7 separate regions of the Homo sapiens genome follow, and regions 1, 2, 3, 5, 6 and 7 are each linked to region 4. Evidence: chromatin contacts called from ENCODE Hi-C or POLR2A ChIA-PET data. All regions are on one chromosome and are shown on one strand. The core of a region is the stretch at or near the end of the contact, and the rest is flanking DNA. Distances in the headings are between cores, read along the strand shown.

Evidence for each region. A loop is a pair of places that touch in the nucleus more often than their neighbours do. ChIA-PET counts read pairs that join two places held with the same protein, here RNA polymerase II (POLR2A). Pooled maps may share reads with other maps.
Region 1: a loop to region 4 is called in a map of B cell, with 21 times the contacts of the local background. The contact joins the promoter of TMCO1 here to the promoter of POU2F1-DT in region 4. A Hi-C loop is called at or near these places in 2 of 168 maps with a recorded cell type or tissue (B cell and naive thymus-derived CD4-positive, alpha-beta T cell), 2 of 37 single-sample maps with no recorded cell type and 15 of 50 pooled maps. POLR2A ChIA-PET finds 5 or more read pairs at or near these places in 2 of 52 experiments (Caco-2 and HEK293).
Region 2: a pooled map shows a loop between it and region 4 (11-fold over the local background). The contact joins the promoter of ALDH9A1 here to the promoter of POU2F1-DT in region 4. A Hi-C loop is called at or near these places in 2 of 37 single-sample maps with no recorded cell type and 14 of 50 pooled maps. POLR2A ChIA-PET finds 5 or more read pairs at or near these places in 3 of 52 experiments (GM12878, MCF 10A and OCI-LY7).
Region 3: a loop to region 4 is called in a pooled map, with 6 times the contacts of the local background. The contact joins the promoter of ATP1B1 here to the promoter of POU2F1-DT in region 4. A Hi-C loop is called at or near these places in 6 of 50 pooled maps. POLR2A ChIA-PET finds 5 or more read pairs at or near these places in 2 of 52 experiments (MCF 10A and naive thymus-derived CD8-positive, alpha-beta T cell).
Region 5: a loop to region 4 is called in a map of PC-9, with 7 times the contacts of the local background. The contact joins the promoter of MGST3 here to the promoter of POU2F1-DT in region 4. A Hi-C loop is called at or near these places in 3 of 168 maps with a recorded cell type or tissue (PC-9 and naive thymus-derived CD4-positive, alpha-beta T cell), 7 of 37 single-sample maps with no recorded cell type and 20 of 50 pooled maps. POLR2A ChIA-PET finds 5 or more read pairs at or near these places in 2 of 52 experiments (GM10248 and MCF 10A).
Region 6: a loop to region 4 is called in a pooled map, with 12 times the contacts of the local background. The contact joins the enhancer-like site here to the promoter of POU2F1-DT in region 4. A Hi-C loop is called at or near these places in 6 of 50 pooled maps. POLR2A ChIA-PET finds 5 or more read pairs at or near these places in 2 of 52 experiments (PC-9 and WTC11).
Region 7: a loop to region 4 is called in a pooled map, with 7 times the contacts of the local background. The contact joins the promoter of UCK2 here to the promoter of POU2F1-DT in region 4. A Hi-C loop is called at or near these places in 15 of 50 pooled maps. POLR2A ChIA-PET finds 5 or more read pairs at or near these places in 2 of 52 experiments (PC-3 and WTC11).

The regions. Positions count from the first base shown.
Region 1 is chr1:165,767,534-165,770,233 of GRCh38, reverse strand. It overlaps TMCO1 (transmembrane and coiled-coil domains 1), which reads left to right and starts at 1,366. Exons shown (of 7, transcript NM_019026.6): 1 at 1,366-1,552; 2 at 1,965-2,042. The coding sequence starts at 1,483. It overlaps TMCO1-AS1 (TMCO1 antisense RNA 1), which reads right to left and starts at 1,305. Exons shown (of 3, transcript NR_125374.1): 1 at 859-1,305. RefSeq lists enhancers at 403-1,078, 1,079-1,755.
Region 2 is chr1:165,697,299-165,699,998 of GRCh38, reverse strand. ALDH9A1 (aldehyde dehydrogenase 9 family member A1) reads left to right here and starts at 1,437. Exons shown (of 11, transcript NM_000696.4): 1 at 1,437-1,621. The coding sequence starts at 1,441. It also overlaps the pseudogene CA14P1. RefSeq lists enhancers at 1,002-1,181, 1,046-1,628, 1,472-1,701 and a silencer at 1,252-1,441.
Region 3 is chr1:169,105,287-169,107,986 of GRCh38, reverse strand. It overlaps ATP1B1 (ATPase Na+/K+ transporting subunit beta 1), which reads right to left and starts at 1,297. Exons shown (of 6, transcript NM_001677.4): 1 at 1,061-1,297. The coding sequence starts at 1,157. RefSeq lists enhancers at 588-1,160, 1,161-1,733, 1,522-1,816, 2,307-2,700 and a silencer at 1,330-2,249.
Region 4 is chr1:167,219,149-167,221,848 of GRCh38, reverse strand. It overlaps POU2F1-DT (POU2F1 divergent transcript), which reads left to right and starts at 1,313. Exons shown (of 1, transcript NR_185889.1): 1 at 1,313-2,018. POU2F1 (POU class 2 homeobox 1) reads right to left here and starts at 963. Exons shown (of 16, transcript NM_002697.4): 1 at 891-963. The coding sequence starts at 951. RefSeq lists silencers at 1-270, 491-640, 991-1,090 and an enhancer at 1,271-1,380.
Region 5 is chr1:165,629,791-165,632,490 of GRCh38, reverse strand. MGST3 (microsomal glutathione S-transferase 3) reads right to left here and starts at 1,257. Exons shown (of 6, transcript NM_004528.4): 1 at 1,198-1,257. RefSeq lists enhancers at 583-752, 1,806-2,336 and a silencer at 1,183-1,422.
Region 6 is chr1:165,596,749-165,599,448 of GRCh38, reverse strand. It overlaps the pseudogene TRK-CTT13-1. Among named protein-coding and RNA genes, the nearest start is that of LRRC52-AS1, 16 kb to the right of the region's middle. Within about 2 kb of position 1,373, at least 30 of the 41 ENCODE cell types and tissues checked have a DNase peak (open chromatin) inside an H3K27ac peak, as active enhancers do; they include PC-9, where a contact is called at or near this core.
Region 7 is chr1:165,826,296-165,828,995 of GRCh38, reverse strand. It overlaps UCK2 (uridine-cytidine kinase 2), which reads right to left and starts at 1,382. Exons shown (of 7, transcript NM_012474.5): 1 at 1,064-1,382. The coding sequence starts at 1,162. RefSeq lists silencers at 494-723, 784-1,263, 1,344-1,593 and an enhancer at 475-1,028.

The DNA of each region.
Region 1 (2,700 bases), core at 117-2,616, 1.5 Mb after region 4:
CCAGCACTTTGGGAGGCCGAAGTGGGTGGATCTGAGGTCAGGAGTTCAAGACCAGCCTGGCCAACATGGCAAAACCCCGTCTCTACTAAAAATACAAAAAATTAGCTGGGCGTGGGGACGGGCACCTGTAGTCCCAGCTACTTGGGAGGCTGAGGCAGGAGAATGGCTTGAACCCGGAGGCAGAGGTTGCAGTGAGCCGAGATTGTGCCATTGCACTCCACCTGGGCAACAAGAGTGAAACTCCATCTCAAACAAACAAAAAAACACCAATGATAGGAGGAAGTACAAGAGGATACAGCTCAGCCAGCTTCCAGGTTTTCACCCATACACACACACACCCCAGTGTGAAAAAGCTGAAACCGTCTACAATGGCTGAAACCACGCTGCTGAGACATTTTTGAATTTTAATTAGTTAGCAACACTTATAAATTAAGTTTCACATAAAACCCAGGATTTCTGGATTTTCCTGAGAAACGAAGACATCTCAGAAACTGGGTGCTCATTCTCCTAGAGAAATGGGTTGGATTTGGGTATCAAATTCTCCTTTCAGATGAACTTAATGCTCACTTATCCATCGTAGTAACTTCCACCATTTGTTTAGGCTCAGCTTGCATAAGATAATTTATTTTCTCTCGCCAGTCTAGGCATCTGGGTTTAAGACCCCTTCTCTAGATACATTACTCACTGCACTATCACACTATGAATTTTCAGGCATCCGTGCTTTGACTTCCACTTTGCCTAGAAAGTCCTTTGCTATCTCCAAAAGTACTCCTACTCCCCTAAGGCACTGCTTCAATTCCTTTCATTAGCTTCTTCTGACCACTCTCTCAACCGTGTCACGCAGCACTGTGGTAATACCTCTATTAAAACCCTTATCAGAGCGTATGCACAAGCTTCTCCTCTTCGCGCTGACGTTCGCTCCTTGAGGCCAGCGGCCCACAACTAACTCATTTCGCGGTTCCAGCTTCACGTCCATGCCCTGGCACCTACACCCAGTCGTTCAGTACCTTTGCGGAAGTCAGTCTTCTTACTTCACGGCAAACCCAAGCTAAACTAATATTACGACCACAGAAGTTGGGCTGAGGTAGAAGTCAAGACTATCCCAATAACTGGATTCTGGCCGAGAAAAAGGCGCGCGCCAGCACCCCAGTCAGTAAAATCTACCGGGCAAAGTTCGCCGCCGCCACTATCCTCCTCTGGCTCTGAAATAGTTCCAATTCTCGCGAGATTCGGCCTGACTACCAGCCCTTCAGCTCCAGTGAGTTGCGGGTTGGTTTCCTCTAGACTCTCGTGGCCACACCGTTCTCCGATACGAGCCTTTCCGGTGCTATGCCCCGGAAGCGGAAGTGCGATCTTCGGGCTGTCAGAGTTGGTCTGTTACTCGGTGGTGGCGGAGTCTACGGAAGCCGTTTTCGCTTCACTTTTCCTGGCTGTAGAGCGCTTTCCCCCTGGCGGGTGAGAGTGCAGAGACGAAGGTGCGAGATGAGCACTATGTTCGCGGACACTCTCCTCATCGTTTTTATCTCTGTGTGCACGGCTCTGCTCGCAGAGGGTGAGAGCGGGTATTTCTCAGACGTTTGATCAGTCCCCGGGAGGAAGGGCCCCGGGGTCCCCTGTGCCACCAGGGGAAAGATCGCGAGCCTTACTTGCTTGAGAGGCTCATCTACTCCACTTCAGGGAATCTCTGGGCAACTCGTGAACAGGAGCAGGAGGGGAGTATGGAGTCGATTGCCGAGTTTTCTTTGGTCTCAGGTAGATTTCACTTGGGTATTTGTGGAGACACCTTCACATCATGTTACTGTTGTTTTGGCTGAAGAGTCAGTTGTATTAGCCTTTGAAAAAAGTTAACTATGGGTAAATACAAAGCGAAAAGTTGGAATTCCTCCTTCTCCAACAGTAACCACTTTGTTTGTTGTGATCATTCCAGTCATTTCTCTATTAACATGTTGCTTTTAATGTTTTAGGCATAACCTGGGTCCTGGTTTACAGGACAGACAAGTACAAGAGACTGAAGGCAGAAGTGGAAAAACAGAGTAAAAAATGTGAGTATGGCAACACATTAGAAATAATTTCAACACGTCAAGCTCATTAAGTCCATGTTCACAATAAATATTTTAAGAGCACCAGCTGATACAAAGATGAACCTGACTTGAAGCCTATTTAGAAATAGAAGACTTTTATGCAAAATGTGTAATACCAACTAGAGGGAAGTGAGGGGCGTAGCAGATACATGTTATGTGCTGTGGTGGTTCTAAAGAAGAGGTTCAATCTGGCGCAGTGGCTTACTCCTGTTAATCCCAGCACTTTGGAAGGCTGAGGCAGGACTGAACTTAGGGGTTTGACACCAGCCTGGGCAACATAGGGAGACCTCGTCCCTACAGAAAAAATTAGCTGGGTATGGTGGTACACACCTATAGTCCCAGCTATTTGGGAGACTGAGGCATGAGGATCCCTTGAGCCCAGGAGATTGAGGCTACAGTGGGCCACGATGGTGTCACTACACTGCCTCCTGGGCAATAGTGAGACTTGTCTTTAAAAAAAAAAGAAGAAGAGGCTTCATTCAGTTGTGAGGAACCATGGTAGCCTTCATGATGCTGATGGCCTTGCAGTTCCTTGTGGATAGTTAGAATTTGGATAGAGAATGAAATGGGGAAAGGAAATTCCAGGTAAAGAAATAACATATGAGCAAAAATATGGAAA
Region 2 (2,700 bases), core at 188-2,687, 1.5 Mb after region 4:
ATATATACTCTAAACCTGAAAACCACACTCCCTAATATTGCGCTGGTGAGCTGGCAGGTAAAGGAAAAAACATTGAGAAAGACAGCAGCCCCCAGAAGAGAAACAATCCTAAAAGAAATGTCCAAATTGCCAATTACTTTCTGTTTGTCAAAGTCTCTACTGGAGGTGCATGGAAGTTTGGTGAGAAGAATGAACCTTTGTGCAAGATCCCTCAGCTGACAGACCTGTGAGTGCCTCTGGGTGGCTGCTTTGTCTTACAGAAGGCATTTTGTTTCCTGACACTTTTTCCTGTGGCCTTTGCTCTTCGTATTCTGTATGTTAGGCTTCTGTTTCTATCAATATTTGTCATTAATAGCATTTACATTGCTCCTTCAGAATTTATTTATTTTGAGACAGGGTCTCGCTCTGTTGCCCAGGCCTGAGTGCAGTGGCACGATTATAGCTCACTGCAAGCTTGGACCCCCGGGGCTCAGGGGATCCTCCCACCTTAGCCGCCCAAGTACCTGGGGCCACAGGCGTGTGCCACCACACCTGGATAATTTTTTTTTTTTCTGAGTTTCACTCTTGTCACCCAGACTGGAGTGCAATGGCATAGTCTCGGCTCACTGCAACCCGTCTCCCGGGTTCAAGCGATTTTCCCACCTCAGCCTCCCAAGTAGCTGGGATTACAGGCGCCCGCCACCACACCCAGCTAATTTTTGTATTTTTAGTAGAGACGGGGTTTTACCATTTTGGTCAGGCTGGTCTCGAACTCCTGACCTCAGGTGATCTGCCCGCCTTGGCCTCCCAAAGTGCTAGGATTACAGGCGTGAGCCACCGCGCCCGGCCCAATTTTTATTATTTTTATTTTATTTTTTTATAGACACGGGATCTCTCTCTGTTGCCCGCAAACTCCTGGGCTCAAGCGATCCTCCAGCCTTGGTGAGAGCCACAGCGCCCAGTCTCTCTTTAAGAATTTAAAAAGCAGTTTCAGATCACAATATCATCTATCTCGTTCACAGTCCCCTTGCTTTTTACTGTCACCCTTTAAAAAGCATTATACAATTACAGAAACGGTGGTTTAGCAGTGAAGTAACCACCAAAGACTCTTGGCACTCCAATCCTCTGCCTTCTTCAGGCGATAGGATTAAGAATGGGATCCTAGGATGCTTACATGCAATGATGAACCCGAAAACACTTGCAAAGTGCTACGCAAATATTGATCACGAAGAAGGAAGTCCTCTTCCCGCCTGGAGACTGTGTGGGGTATGGCGGGGTGGTGGGGAGAATGTGGTGTCTTGCTCCACCCTCCTGGCGAGGGGAGGGCCTGGCCTGGACCGCAGAGGAATCGAGTGACTGCCCCTAAAATCTCCTAGAACCGATCCCGCGGCCCCGCCCCTCCCGCGGCCCCGCCCCTCCCGCGGCCCGTCAGCCTCTGCCGCGGAGCTGCGTCCGCCACTCATGTTTCTCCGAGCAGGCCTGGCCGCGCTCTCCCCGCTTCTTCGCAGTCTTCGGCCCTCTCCTGTCGCCGCCATGAGCACTGGCACCTTCGTCGTGTCGCAGCCGCTCAATTACCGCGGCGGGGCCCGCGTGGAGCCGGCGGACGCCTCCGGTACCGAGAAAGCTTTCGAGCCAGCAACCGGTAACTGCAACGAGCCGGGGAGGCTGGGGCGCCCTGGGGCCGGATGCGCGGATTTCCCGGCCAGCCCCCGTTTCCTGTGTTCTGCAGCGTTGACTTGAGCACAAGACAGTGACAGTGGAGAGTCTAAGGTTGTGTGTGTAGGCAACTAGCGATTCTGGGGCAACGCGAGTGCCTCCGGGCAGGGATGGGTAGGGAGGAAAAGCAAAGCTGATGAGTTGCGTGGTAGGATCGTGAGTTGTTTTACCCGGGCCAGAACAGAGTTCGCAAAGTACTGGTGGGGGAAGTCGTGCCTCTGTTAACTTCCTTTTTTGTTTGTTTTGTTTGTTTGTTTGTTTTTTGTTTGTTTTGAGACAGGGTCTCACTCTGTCGCCCAGGCTGGAGTGCAGGGGCACCATCTCAGAGCTCACTGCGCCCTCTACCTTACGGGCTCAAGTGCTTCTCCCGCCTCAGCCTCCCTGGTAGCTGGGATTACAGGCTCCCACCACCATGTCCGGCTAATTTTTGTATTTTTAGTAGAGACGGGTTTTCAGCATGTTACTCAGGCTGGTCTCGAACTCCTGAGCTTAGGTGATCCTCCCGCCTCAGCCTCCCAAAGTGCTGGGATTACAGCCGTGAGCCACCAAGCCCAGCCAACTGTTCCCCCTTTTAAAACCAGGACTGATGTATTATTGTCTTCAAATGTGTGCATAGGAGAGGAATTCTAAAAGAACGGGGCGGGGTTGTGGGGAAGATAATCATTTGTGCTGGGAATGAAGGAACGCTCACAGATAGTTTCTAATGACTACGAATGAGGACTTTGTCTCCACATTCTAATATTAAAATATTTCTGCACATTAATCAGAATTGGGAAAGGAAAAAACCCCACCTTTATTCAGTACTTTCTTCCCCAGCTTTATTGAAGTATAATTAACAAATAAAAATTGTATATACTTAAGGTGTAAAACGTGTTGTAATGTATGTATACCTTGCAAAATGGTTACCACGGTCAATCTAATTATCCATTGCTTCTGCATAGTTAATGGCTTTTTTTGGATAGTGAAATATTTAAGATCTATTCTTTTAGCAAATTTCAAGTATAT
Region 3 (2,700 bases), core at 48-2,547, 1.9 Mb before region 4:
AACACCAATCGGCCTCTGTTCAGGACTCCCTGAATGACTGCAGTGGTGGTGCCAGTGGTGTTGGTGGTGATGGTCATGATGATGATGATGATGATGATGATGTTGGAGGAGGAGGGGGCAGTGATGCAGCAGGGGGAGTTCCCTCCCTCCTTCCCTCACGCAGTCACGACTCATAGATTCGCCTACAACTCTGCCCTTCAAAATGACCTTTTTTTTAAAAAAAAAAAAGTCACCTTTCCGGAGAGGCTGAAAACAAGAAATCTAATTTTCGATGGAAAAAAGTCTATCCAACCAAGCAACAGGCTGCACAAAATATTTTAAGATCAGCTGCTCTGCGTTTATATTCCCTTCACCATAATCAACCCAACCTACTGACTGATCCACAACTGTCTGTGTAGACCTTGAAAACAACCAGACTTTGCCAGGTTTCGGGCCAAAGCTAAGAATCGGAGTCCTGAAATGGAGCTTATTGAACCATTTCTGGGTGGTGATGACTCCAGGGGAGGTCATGGAGGGAAATCCTTAGCCATCGCTGTGAAATACTACAGTGTGGATGGATTCCTCTCCACCCTTCTCTTTCCTCTCTTTTGAGATACGTATTTAGACTAGAAGAAAGATGCTGTAACACACAACCTCGTCTGCATTAGATCCCATCACCTCACGAGGTTCTCTCAAGACCCCAGATCTCATTTTTTTTTTAAGGACTCAGGACACGGGAGAGACAAATGTAGTCTCGCAGAGCCTGACTATTCCCAGGAGTAAAAGGCTCAACCGATGCACGGTAGGAAAGACTGCAAATTACCAAGCCAAGATCGCTACGATATGCATAACCTTCCGCCTGTCGTGTTCCAGCCCCGACCCTGCGCCCCACTCTGGGGACACCGCATTCCGCACAGGACTGCAAGCCCAGGCCGGCGCGACCCAGCAGCGTCCACCACCCTCGCCCCCGCCACCCCGGCCAGCGCGGTGGGTGCGGAACCGGCCGCGGACCCTGCGCAGGGGATGCGCCGCCCGGGAAAGATCAGACGCGGCGGCCGGGAGCTGCGGACCCCGTACTTACACCAACTGCCACCGGTCCTGCCCAGAAACTCCTTCTTCTCTGAGTTCCAGATGAATTTCTTCCAGCTGCCCTCCTCCTTGGCTTTCCCGCGGGCCATGGCGATGGCGGGTCAGCAGCTGCCGCGGTCCGGAGGGTGGGTGGCTGCGGCGCGCGCCCTGGCGTCCTCTGCGCCGCTCGGCTTCTCCGGCCTGGCTCTCTGCAGGCAGGACGCGCCGCTGCCGCTGCGGCTCTCGGAGTGCGAGACGCGCGGCGGAGGAGCCAAGGCAGGAGCAGGAGGAGGGGGAGGCGGCGGCGGCGGCGGCGGCGGGGCGGGGGCGGAGGGAGGGACGGCGCAGGCTGCGCGGCTCCGAGCCCCGCACCTATTGGTGGGCGCGCAGCCGCTCGCGGGCTTTCTTTGGTCCGCCGAGCGCTCCTCTAGCCCTTGGGGGGTCGGGGGCTCCGCGAACCCGTAGCTGCCGCTCCCGCTGCCACTGGGGACGTGTGCTGGGCCCCCGCCTCCCCTGACCTCTGCAGAGACAGGCCCGGGGTAGGAGAGTCAGAGAGGGAAGGACGGACAAGCGGACTGCGGGGCGCCACCGGCACTCCCGCCAGGAGCCGAGGAATTGGCTGCGCCCGCCCTACCTTTACTATATACCGCGCCCCGGCGGCCGTGCGCCCCGCCCTCTAGCGGCCCGGTGGCCAATCGCCGGCGCCAGGGGCAGGGACTCGGCCCGAGAGGGCGGGTTCGGGGCCGGCACAAAGGAGCCGCCGGGGCTAGAGGGGCCGCTTGGATCGCTGGGCGCGGGGCGTTGGGCGCGGGGCGAGGAGGAGGCGGGGGCGGCGGTGAGGGACGCGCAGGCAGCGCCGCGCAGCCCCCTCCCAGCTCCCGGCTGGGCGTGAACCGCCCCTTCCGTGGCTGGGGGATCCGCACCTGGGTCGCCCGGAGCCTCGAGGACCCCAGCCCGGCAGTCCTGGCCCAGCCTCCACGCCTCTGCCTGCCCGCCCGCGCTTTCGGCCTCCCTGGGCTGTGGGTCCACCCCTCCTGGGCGCTGGCGGGGTGGGGGAAGGTCACTCCGGGACGCCGGACTGGCGAGGACTCTGCCCAGCTCCGCCCCGCCTCCCGCTCCTGCACCTGCCGCCCCCTCGCACTCCCCGCCACTGCGGTTGCAGTTCCGGCCCTTCCCTCTTCTTTGCAGGCCAGCCCAGCCGGCAGCCCCGGTTCCTGACTGCCCGGCTGTGCCCCTTGTGGGCGGCCTGAACCACCTCGAGCAGGACAATTGCCAAACCCACCCAGGGCGGTAGCCCGCAGTGAGTTGTCCCGTAGAAACCAATTGAGACTCAGGCCAGTCTAGACCCCAGGCAACAATATCTGCACGTGACCCAGCCACCGAGGACTTTCTTGGTGCCCGGTCGGCGGCGGGTATTCTCATTGGCATGCTTTTATGCCCCCTTGGGGGTATCGATCCCTTTGTTCTGCTGTAAAATTCTTGGAGCCAAAGGACCTTTGGGAAAACCTAGCGCATAGGGCAAGATGTTGCAGACCTGGGGCATAGAGTACCCCTTCCCACTCTTTGTCCGCTGTTGCTGGAAAGCCAAACTCTTGGTTTCATCCCTCTCCTATGAGCCCCCAAGCAGCTTTATACATCCCTCTGAGGACAGTG
Region 4 (2,700 bases), core at 64-2,563:
CTTCCAATCCAGTCCACCCCCCAGGGGGGGCACGCAGACCCCTGCGCGGGTTCCCCACCCCCGCCGCCCCAGGCCACCTCGCAGCGCCCACGACCGCTCACCCCTACCCACCTAGAGAGCAGGCCTGGCTTGGGTCAGGCCACCACATTGGGGACCAGTGGGGCGAGGCCGAAGTGCCTGGGGCCGTGACCCCCGGGCTCAGCCCCGCGCGGGGCGCGGGCAGGGAGCTCTCCCCGCGCGCACCCCCGGTTGCCCTGAGGGCCGCCCCCCAAGGCGGGCAGCGCCCCCCCGCCCGGGCCCGCTCCCGGGGGAAGACGCGTGCGGGTGTCCGGCCGCCGGGGTCCGCTCCGGCCCCGCCGCCTCCCCGGCATTGTGCTCGCCGCCGCCTCCATCCCCCTTCACGCCCCCCACCCCGCGCCCGCCCGGCCCCGGCCGCCCGCCCGCGCCCTACTGCGCCCCGCCGGCCCAGCAGCTATGAATATGTAAAATGTCTTTATTGTCCTCTCCCTCTGCCCCGGCCCCGCCGCCCCGCCGCGGACCCGCTCGGGTTCGGGCACGGCGGCGAGGAGGCGGCAGCGGCGGCCGGCAGAGGAGGAGGGCCGGTGCCGACGGGCAGACGGCGAGCGGCGGCGGGGTGGGCCGGGTGCAGGAGGAGGGCAGTGGATCGCAGCCCCCTTTGCCCCTTGTCTTCCCCCTCCGCCTGGCCGCTCCGAGCCTCTTTCCCCCTCCGCTCAGCGCCCGGCGGGGGCTCAATGCTCCCCGGCCCCCCATCTCCCCGCCGTTAATTATAATAATCCTGAGTACTAATAAATTATGCTAAGTCGCGGGGGGGGGCAGCGGGAGCCGGGGTTGAGTATGAATATGAATATGTAAAATGCTGTAATGATTACCTGCTGCTGCTGCCGCCGCGGCTGAACTCTCATCTTGACTCGCTGCTCCTCCGTCCGCCATTTTGAATATTTTAACCAAAATCGCCCGGTCGATAAACCCTCCCTCGCTCTGGCTCCCCTCCCCCCTCCCGCCCTGCTTGCCTCCTCCCTCCTCTCCGCCCCCTCCCGCTCCTTCCTCTCCCCGGGCGCGCGCCAGGGGGCGCGCGAGGCCGGCTCTGTTCGCCCCGGCCCCCTCAGAAGAGCTCCACCCCCTTCCCGCGCTCTGCGCACGCGCCTTCGGGGCGCTGTGGCCCTTCGGTAGCTAAAGCAGCGCCCTCAATCAGCCAGGCACCCTGTGGCTTCATTTTTCGTCTCGGCTCTGCGCATGCGCGCCTTTCTCCTGCCGCCAGAAGTGTCGCCGGCGCATGCGCTCCCTCTAGCTCAGAACCAGATTATATAGTATCCCGGGCGCCTGTGTCTTCTTACACTTCTCCCTTTTCCTCCCGCCTTGCTTCCCTCCTGGCTTCGCTCCGGTCTCCCCCAGTGGCCTGTGGCATTGTAAAAGCACGGCAAGGAGCGCAGCGGCCAGAAACGTGGGGGCGCGTGGAAGGGCAGTGAGCGGCCCGCGTGCCCTGTGCTCCGCACTTTCTTCAGGGTTTCCGCGCAGTTGAAACATTGGCAACAATGGATAAGCCGCTCCTCGCTAGGTAATTTCCGGCCCTCTGGGCAGGTAGGGGCGGAAACGACCGCCACGGGAGCCGGGCATGAGGCACCTGCTGAGCCACACGCGGGCCTCCCGCTTTAAATTTGAATCCGAGCTAATCCCCGCCCCCGGCTCTGCTAGTGCAGGAGACCCGGCCCCGGCAAACGCGAGGGGGAGTGTCGTGTGATTGTTTTAATTAGCCCTAAATCTCTTCTGCTCTACTTGCTTCTAACGCCAGGCTGGCTTCCTCGGGAGCTAGGCGTCTTATTAAGTCGCTAATTTCCGCCCTACCCTTCCTTTCTGCCTTCACGCCCCTCTAACGCCGCTCCCCCCAATCGAAACAGACCCCATATTCTGAGGCTTCCCCCCGCGCCTTCTTCCCGCCTTGGAACACCTTTTAAAACCTAGCAGTAAGCTGATGACTAATAAAAATGTCGAAATCGTAACTTCATCGTGAATTTTATTTTGCTGTGTTTCTCAGAGTAAATATGGTATTGGGGAAAGGTTTCGCGTTGCACATATCTTTCTTGGTAACTAGACATAATGTTGCTGAGTTTTCTTTATCTTAAATGGCGAAATTCCCTGGACAAAGTCCCAGGTCTAATTATTTTACGAATTTTTAAAGCCCTATTTTTGTTTGTTTGTTTGTTTTTTAAGAATAGAAAGGTGTATTTCATGGTAAGCAAAGTTTAAAAAAAATCAGCTCTAGTTAATCTGTCTTGAGAGATATGACTGAAGTTTAAATTGGGTAGAACTGCTGGTTCTACAATTAAAAACAAAACTGATTTCCAAGTGAGTGCAATTATTTTAATGGGTAAAGTTTTAATCATCAGTCCTAGAATGCTCGTTGGACTCCTTTAACTGTGCAAGTACAGTTAAAGCTATTGTCAGTGACAGGCAACGATTTGGGGGTGGGATTGATTTGTTCGTGGTAATTAAGCCTTAGGGTGTGTGCATGACTGTTTGAACCAAATAATTAGACCGCCCTGTAATCTAATTATTTAGAGCCACGCCAACCAGCACACTTAAGGAAATGAAATATTTAACTAGTTAATCTGGAAATATGGCCTAAGTTATTTTCACCAGCATTACTGTAAGGGAAGTCTCAGAATTGACAACCTTATTGGA
Region 5 (2,700 bases), core at 8-2,507, 1.6 Mb after region 4:
AGAATAAACATTCTTGATCTGACTCAATGTGCTCTCTGAATTCACTGAAATAAAATATAGCCTGTAACTCTGACCAATAACCTGGGGTGCCTCCCAGAACTGCTGGCTCCAGGTGATCTACAGATTTCCCAAGAGAAGCGCTGCAGCTCCTACCCACCAGCAATCTAAAATCTGCAGCAATTCCGCAGGACCACACCTAGGCCCAACAGCACATACCTGCAGAGCCGGAAGCGCCTTCCCCTCCAGGGCATCTCCTGTCCCCAGGGAAGGAATTAAAGTTCTAACCCCTGCCTCTCCTTCTACCCATCCTAGTATCTGCTTTTCCTTTACCTCGTCTTCCACACTTACTTGCCCCCGACGCTATTATGTAGCTTGTAAACTCGTGACTCTCAAGGAAAGTATCAGCAGAAGCCACAACTTCGGGGAATGACTCACTAAGGAGTCTCCAGCGCCTTCCACCGCCCTGCAACTGCCCCACTACTGTAGCCCTACGGCTCCGTGCTGCCACCCCACATAAAGAAGGGGCATTTTCTGAAATCCAAGGAAGAACCTGAAGAGTCCCCCACCCGCCTAGAGGCGTCTCTTGCTCTAAGTCAGCGGTAGGAAATGACCACCTTCCCAGTACAAATGGACAAACGATTCTAAGAGGCAGGAGGAAAACAAACACAATTCCTTCAGAGGCTCTCCCGACCGTCCCTAGCAACACATCCCCACCGCAGCGGGTGCATTGCTCACAGGCCACTTCTGAAACCAGTGTTACTGATCAGGCCTGCACAACCACTCCCCCGGCAGTGTCCGGCTCGCCATCCTCTGCGCCGGAACAGCAGAGGGCAAGGTCGGGTGGTCTCCGGAAGGCAGAAAGGTGCCCCCAGACTGCAGAGCCCGGGGACAGCAGGAGAGGAAAGGAAGGAATGGAGGAAGGGTTGACCTTGAGAATTTTCCTGAGTTACACATAAATAGGTCGGGCCTCGCTTAGACGCTCCCAACCCACTCCACCAGGGAAAAGATGCAAGGCAAGGGGAGAGCAGAGAGGGTGGAAATTCAGATCGCTAATTTACTGATAAGGGTGGGGGGAGGTTAGAGACAGCGGGTCTCTATTCAGCTCGCATAGGCTGAAATATGGGAGTGCCCTGCGCAAAGGCTGAAGTGCCCCCGGCGGCCCGGTGCTCGTGGCTGCCCGCAGGTGCTAGCACTCACCTGGATCACCTTCGAACAGCTGGAGCAGAACAAAACTGCGCAGCGCGGTGTGGGTGCGGCGCCCTCGCCTGGGGCGGGGCTAGATGAGGCCAGAAGCAGGCCCCGCCCCAGCCGACCAGCGCGCGGCCACGCCCCCAAGGCGGGGCTCCTGGCGCTGGCGCGCGCTGTCTAAGTTGCCAACTCAGGGCCACTGGTTGGGAGGTGGAGGCCTAATTTTCTTCCTGCTCATGGTCGTCCAGCGATTTACTCCTCTCATTCTCAAAAACATATATCTACTCCCCCAGGTGCCTTCGTGGCCATCTTCCTAAACTGTCCCAGCCAGGTCATACCTCCCGGATTGGGTTTGCAGAACAGTGGGACGTGAATAATTTGTCCCCAGCAGAGCCACCGTAGCGGTTTTAGGCGCTCTGCTGTAAGGGCGAAGCACGGGCATGCAAGGCGCGTGCGCGAAAGTAGCCGCGCCTCAATCGATGTGTCCCTGAGGCGCGTAGCTGGGGCGTGGGCGGCGCTTGGTGTCCCAGGTTGCTACACTCCCGAAGTGAATGGATTTATCGCTGTTAGGGCCTTTTTGTTTAGGGCCTAACAAATATTGTTAGTTTTGCCGAGAGCTGGCGCCGAGCCCTGCCCTCGTGGTGGGCCGTACCCACGCCCCCTGAGCGCGGAGTCGCGTGGCTCCGGAGTTTTGTTTTTTTGAAAGGAGTCTCCCAATTGTCCGTGGAGTTTTTTTTGCGGCACATGGAGTCTCTGCCTTCGCGACCCAGACCTTTGATGTGAACACCTGCTCCCGTTACGCTCGGGTCCAGCGTCCGGGGCGGGGCTCGAGGCCGGGTGGAGGAGGGGTGGGGGCGGGGGTCTTGGTCTTGGGTGAGACCTGCAGATACGGTCGGGCTGAAGGAGTAGAACTGGCTTCTAAATGCCGGAAAATCCGAAGGAACTGACTGCAGAAGGCACGTTTCCAATTTTCGCGTGTTTTAAGTGCACCCTCCCGCCACCTCTCCTCTGGACATCCCTCATCCTTTTGAAGATTGCCACACCTGGGCCCCTCCTAGAGTCTCCTCTTTGGAGGATTCCTCACCTCCGAGAGAATGCTTAGGAACCCACCTGAATGATTCCAAGTTAAGGTGTGGAAAGGCAGAAATCTAGATTTTTGAAGGCTCTAGGTTATGTGTGTGTTTCTTTTTATTGGGTTGTCATATTTGCACATCTAGAGGTACTTTGAGAGCTCATTAAATCTTTACTGTTGCTGTTTCAGCAATTTCCAACCATTCTCATACTTTCTGTCATGTTGGGTTTCTGTCATGTTGGATGTAGAGAGGGCTTTGTTTTGCTTGAACATTGAAAGGAAGTAAGTTAGGGAGACAGTTTTGCATTATTGAGGCAAGTTTCTCCACTTGCTGGCTGTTCTACGTAAGAAGTCATTCCAAGGTGGTGGAAGGGATGATTCAAAAATCAGGAGCGGGGATGCACCTTGCACCCTCATTTTACACCGGAGACTGCAGTCTC
Region 6 (2,700 bases), core at 124-2,623, 1.6 Mb after region 4:
TTTGATGAAAAAACAACTGAAGTAAATCTAAAATAATTCTGACGAAGAACTGACCACAGTCTATGACTCCTGAAGGTTTCTGAAGAATGTAGCATACATGCTCTGAGTGTTGATTGGATGCAGATTCTTTGCTGGTCATTCAGGCTTCCTTCTATCCTTTCTCTCCTGGGCCTATGAGTTAAATCAGCCATAAGACTGACAAACACGCAGCTTGGATTTTCAGGGACAGGACTAATTTAAACCAGCCACTTTCTCCACAAGTTCAATAGCTTTTTTTTCCATCTTGTATCCTGATAATGGACCAGAAAATACAGTCCTTTTATCCATGAAACAAAAGCTTGCAGAATTTTCATTTCCTTCTATTTTCACCTCCATTGGTTCAGCTGTTGTCTTTCTTCTTTCAAACTTTTCAATTATTTCTTTTTTCTTTCCTCTCTGTTATCTTTCATTATTCTCGTATTTTCCCCCTGAAACTCTAGTCCTTGCTAGGTCTCACTAGTGTGCAGAATGGGATTGGCAGAATACCAATCACCTCACCTCACCTTCCCTCCTCCCCTCTTCTCCTCTCCCTTGATTTCCCCTCCCCTCCCACTCCCTCCTTTCTTTCCTTCCTTCTGACGGTATTCTCTTCCCCAGAAGCAGCATTTTCTTCTTCCACTCAGAACCTTACTTCACCAACATGCCCACGCCTTCCCTGAACCTACAAAATTAGTGAGTTTCTCATGAGACCTGCTGCAACTGTCCCCACCCAGGGCTGTCATTACTATTATTGGGTTGTTTTGTTTTTCGATCTCAGGAGCAAACTCTGGAGTCGAGATCCAGTCACCTCCTTCAGCACACGACGGCAGGGTACCCGCAGGGTGTGATCTCAGACACGCAGGGGAGGGCTCCGTGGGCCCCTCGCATATCCCAGCACTCTCACTTCCTGGGATTTCTCTGAAACCATCCTTTTGGCCCCACAGGAACACTCGACTTAAAAGTCTCGGCTCCTCCCTTAACTGGAAAATTGAGCTTTAGTCACTAACATCCATTTCACACGCCAGGGGAAATACAGCCCCCTTCTCCGTCCTGTTTCTGCACCCTAACCCCGCCCTCCCAGGCAAGCTGACCACTCAGCTCGGGCGTGGCAGAGCCTGATTGGTGGATCACAGAAAGCGCGCTAGAGAGGGCGGAACTCATTGGGCAGACTCTCCGCGCTTGGGAAGTGCAGTCGCTCACGCAGGGACTTTGACTGCTGCTCTGGGCGGCCTGTTGCCACAGCAACCGTTGAAGCTCTGGGCTGCTGAGGTCGCCTGGCAGCGCGCTGAGCCCCACGCAGGTCCCGGGCGTGCCAGGGACACAAACCCCAGTTCCTTCAGAAAGCCTTCCAGATCGACGAGGAGAGATGGTATATCCCCGATGGCTCCGCCTCGGCTAGCCGGGGGAAGCCCTTTTATTCGTCATCCCCAAAGCATTCTTATTATTCACCCTTAAAGTAAAAATCCACTTGCTTTTGACCGGGGCACAAGAAATACTTTTATTTTATGAGTCAGTGTAATTGTTTAAAATAAGTAAGCTCTGAAAAGGTCGGCAATCAGCCTTTCTGTCACTTCCCTACTTTTGGCCTTTTATATGAAAAACAAAAACAAAAACAAAACAAAACAAAAACAAACAAAAAACCTTTCCTGATGTTTTTTTATATACTTGCTAGACATTTACATTTTGTTATTTGGGTGCTTACAGTGTGTTTCCGCCCACGTAGAGAGATTACACCACGAATCCCTTCCACCTTCTGAGGAAGTAGGTGCAGTTTACCTACTTTCCATTTTCAGATATGTTAAAAGAAGCAGAAAGAGTAAAGGAATATGTCGAAGTTACTCCCGGTGGGATTGGGGCTGGCCGTTGTAAGGGACATTCCCACCATCTCATTTCGAACCACCTTGGTTTACAGAGAAGAGACCTGGTTTTCTGTCAGAAGGTGGAGGGTACTGCTGGAGGAAGTGGGTAATAAGCAGACAAAAAGGGAAAGTGGGAGAATGTACCCGGCATTCTTGGGTATCCTCAGTGTAAAAATATTTTCCTTTCCCGAGTCGTTTTTATTTTATTTTTATGTATGCATGTATGTACACATTTTAGCAAATAGTCAAAAAGCATCTGGAACTAAGTAGATCAATAAGCTGGTTGGTGCCATTTTCTTTTCTTTTCTTTCTTTCTTTCTTTTTTTGAGACAAGGTCTCACTCTGTCACCCAGGCCGGAGTGCAGTGGCGCTCTCAGCTCACTGCAGCCTCCACCTCCTAGGCTCAAGTGATCCTCCCACCTCAGCCTCCCAAGTAGCTGGGACTACAGGCATGCGCCACCACACCTGGCTCATATTAGTATTTTTTTGTGGAGACGGGGTTTTGCCATGTTGGCCAGGCTGGTCTCGAATTCCTGAGTTCAAGTGATCTGCCCATCTCGGCCTCCCAAAATGCTGGGAAACACAGCGCCCAACGTAGGGCTCAAACCCATGACCCTGAGATTAAGAGTCTTATGCTCTACCAACTGATCTAGCTAGACACCCCGTTTTGGAATTTAAAAAGAAAAAGAAAAAAATATGACTGTTAAAGAATGTACTGGTTTTCTTATGTAACTTGGAAAGTGATTCCAAAGAGGAATTCCATGAACGTTCTGATCAGTGTGGCAGCGTCACTTGGAATTAGATATGTAGCTATAGGGAGTCC
Region 7 (2,700 bases), core at 133-2,632, 1.4 Mb after region 4:
CCTGCTCTGCTCTCCCCAGCCGGGAGAAGCATCATCCTGCCTCTCCAAACCAGCACCCAGCACCCAGCTCTCAGGATCCCTTGAGGAACCCGTGCTCCAAATGAAGTTGGAGGGTGTTAAACGGTGGGAAAAACAAGTAGCCACATCTTAAAGGCTGTTAGGGGAGCAAAGAAAGAACCATCTGGGAGGACTCCACCCTTCTCCACCTGCAGAAAAAACCCCGGGTAAAGCTAGGAAGTCATTTCCCTTGTCTCTCCTTGCCTTGCGGATAAAACAAAGGAAACAGGCTCCTAAGAGGGTCAGACACCCATACGATGACCCCCTTCCGTGGATCCAAGACGCGTACGTCCTGGACACCGAAGAGCTTGGAGCCAGTACAACTTTCTCATTGAAGCCGACCACGTTTCCTCTTATAACCTTAAAAAACAGAAGCCCCTACTATTATCGTTTCATTGATGTCACGGCACCTATTTGGCTCTCAGACTTTTACCCGGAAACCCCTGTAATCCCCAGCCCTTGCGTGCAGCCCCACACTGGGCTCCCCTTCCCCGGGATGCCGCCTCGCGCGTTCCCGCCACCCTCGCCCTCTCGGCCGCGCTTCCCGGCTCGCTCCGCCCTCGGCACCAGGCTGCGCCGCGGGGCGAGCACGTCTGTGCCAGACCGGGGCTTGAGGGAGTCCATCGGGGGTTAGTGGGGGATCCTGCGGAAAGCCCTCTCCCCCGACACTGGAGTTGCAAAACAATAAGCATCCGCTTCCCTGCCCTTCCCCCATAGGACCCCGGCCACGAGTTATTAACGCGGGGGGAGAAAAGCCGGAGGAGCACTCCCGCCCTGCGATCGTGGCCGCGTACCCCCGGAACCCCCAAGGCCCGAGTCTTCGCCTGCCCCCGCCGCAGCGCCCCCAGGCCGCGCGGGGCGCACTCGGCGCTGGAGCGCGGCCGGGAGCGGAGGCGCGCGGGCCACGCGGTGGCTGCCGCAACTGACACGGCCCGCGGCCGCCGGCCACATGCGCCGCCCAGGGACAGAAGCCGGGAAGGGAGCGCGGCTCCGGGCCCCGCCGTACCTTGCCGCTAGCTGTTCCCCCGCTGACGCCTATAAGGAAGGGCTCGCCGCCGTTGGGCTGCTGGTGGTTCTGCAGGGTCTGCTCGCTGTCCCCGGCCATGGTTCGCGCCGCCCCTCCTCCCGCTGCCTGTGCGAACGGACGCACGCTCCCCGCCCGCGCCCGCGTCGGACTCCCTCCGCTTTCCGCAGCCGCCGCTGGGCGCTGCCGGGGCTGAGGCCGCTGTCGCTCGCCTGCGAGCCGCTCGGAGCCCGGTGACGGGGCTGGGTTTCCCGAAGGAGCCAAGAGCCTTCCTTTGCCCGCAGCGGCTGGTCCGGTTTACATCCCAGGCAGAGGTCAGCGTGATGCTGCTGCTCCAATCCGGGCGGGCAGCGCGCTGCTATTCGCCGAGGCGGAGGCGGCGAGGCGTCTGGCCCCAGCCTCCGCCCCTCCCGGGCCCCGCCGCCGCCCGAGGTCTCTGCGAAAGGTGTGAGCCCGACCTTCCCTCCCACCCGCCCGGTTAACCCTTTCTCCGACGCGCCCTAGTGGACCCTGGGGGAAAGAAACAGGCTGTTCTGTATTTTAATTTGGTATGCTACCACCTATTTTCAGAAGGGATAAAAAGCTTGAAGGAAATAATAGGCAGATTAGATAAGAAGGAATGGCCCAGGTTTGAGAAGCAAAATTTGAACAAGCTTGAAAGATTAGTGTGGAACGAAGAGTTAATGTCATTTACCCATTATCCAGGCTAAAAACTTGTGTTTCCAAAAAATGAGGGTTCTTTTTCCCTTCTCCCGTTCGCCAAGATAATATGTCAGCCGCTGGCTTTAGATATTTCCTGTCTTGGAAACCCCCCAGCGCCATCCTTTTTAGCAGGCCTGTCCTCGTGCGACTCTCTAGTGAAGGGCAATTTGAGGGGCTTATCTGAAGGGTGCCCTCCGTTGGAAAAGCAATTCCCTTCTAAACCACAGTATCTCATCCCATACACTGAGCTTCCTATGGAGTTAGGGTATCTGAAAACATACTGACATTTTGATCCATTAATATCTTCAATTGAACGGTTTTCCAGAGATTGGCAATCAGTCACTTAGAAAGGCAGTTTCAGACTCCACCTCTGGAGCCAGATTTCTGCATTCACATCCAGGTCCCTGAGCAAGTTACTTAATCTCTCTGTGCTTCAGTGTTCTTATCTGTTAAATGGGAATAATAATGGCAATTACATCCCAGGATTTTTGTGAGAATTAAATGAATTAGTGTATGTAAAGTTCTCAGAACAGTGCTGGTACAGTCTAGGCCCTGTATTAGTGTTTGAAGAGAAAAGGTTTCTAAAGCGCTGAAACTGGAAAGAAAAGTTTTGCTGGGACACACCTGAGAGAGGCAGGACTAGCCTAGTAACTTCCAGTCTCTTCTCCTGTGAACTTGGGACTAGTATCAATGAGCTGATGGGGCCTACAATCTAAAACAGAATTTACGTCAATAGCATTATCTTTTGAAACTTAGTAAATTACCTTAAATTGAAGATTATTTTGAAAAAAATAATTTTCTCTCAAGCCAGGGAAATCGAGGCTGCAGTGAGCCATGATCTCCCCACTGCACTCCAGCCTGGTCAGCAGAGCCAGAGCCTGTGTCAAAAAACAAAAACAAAAACAAAACAAAACAAA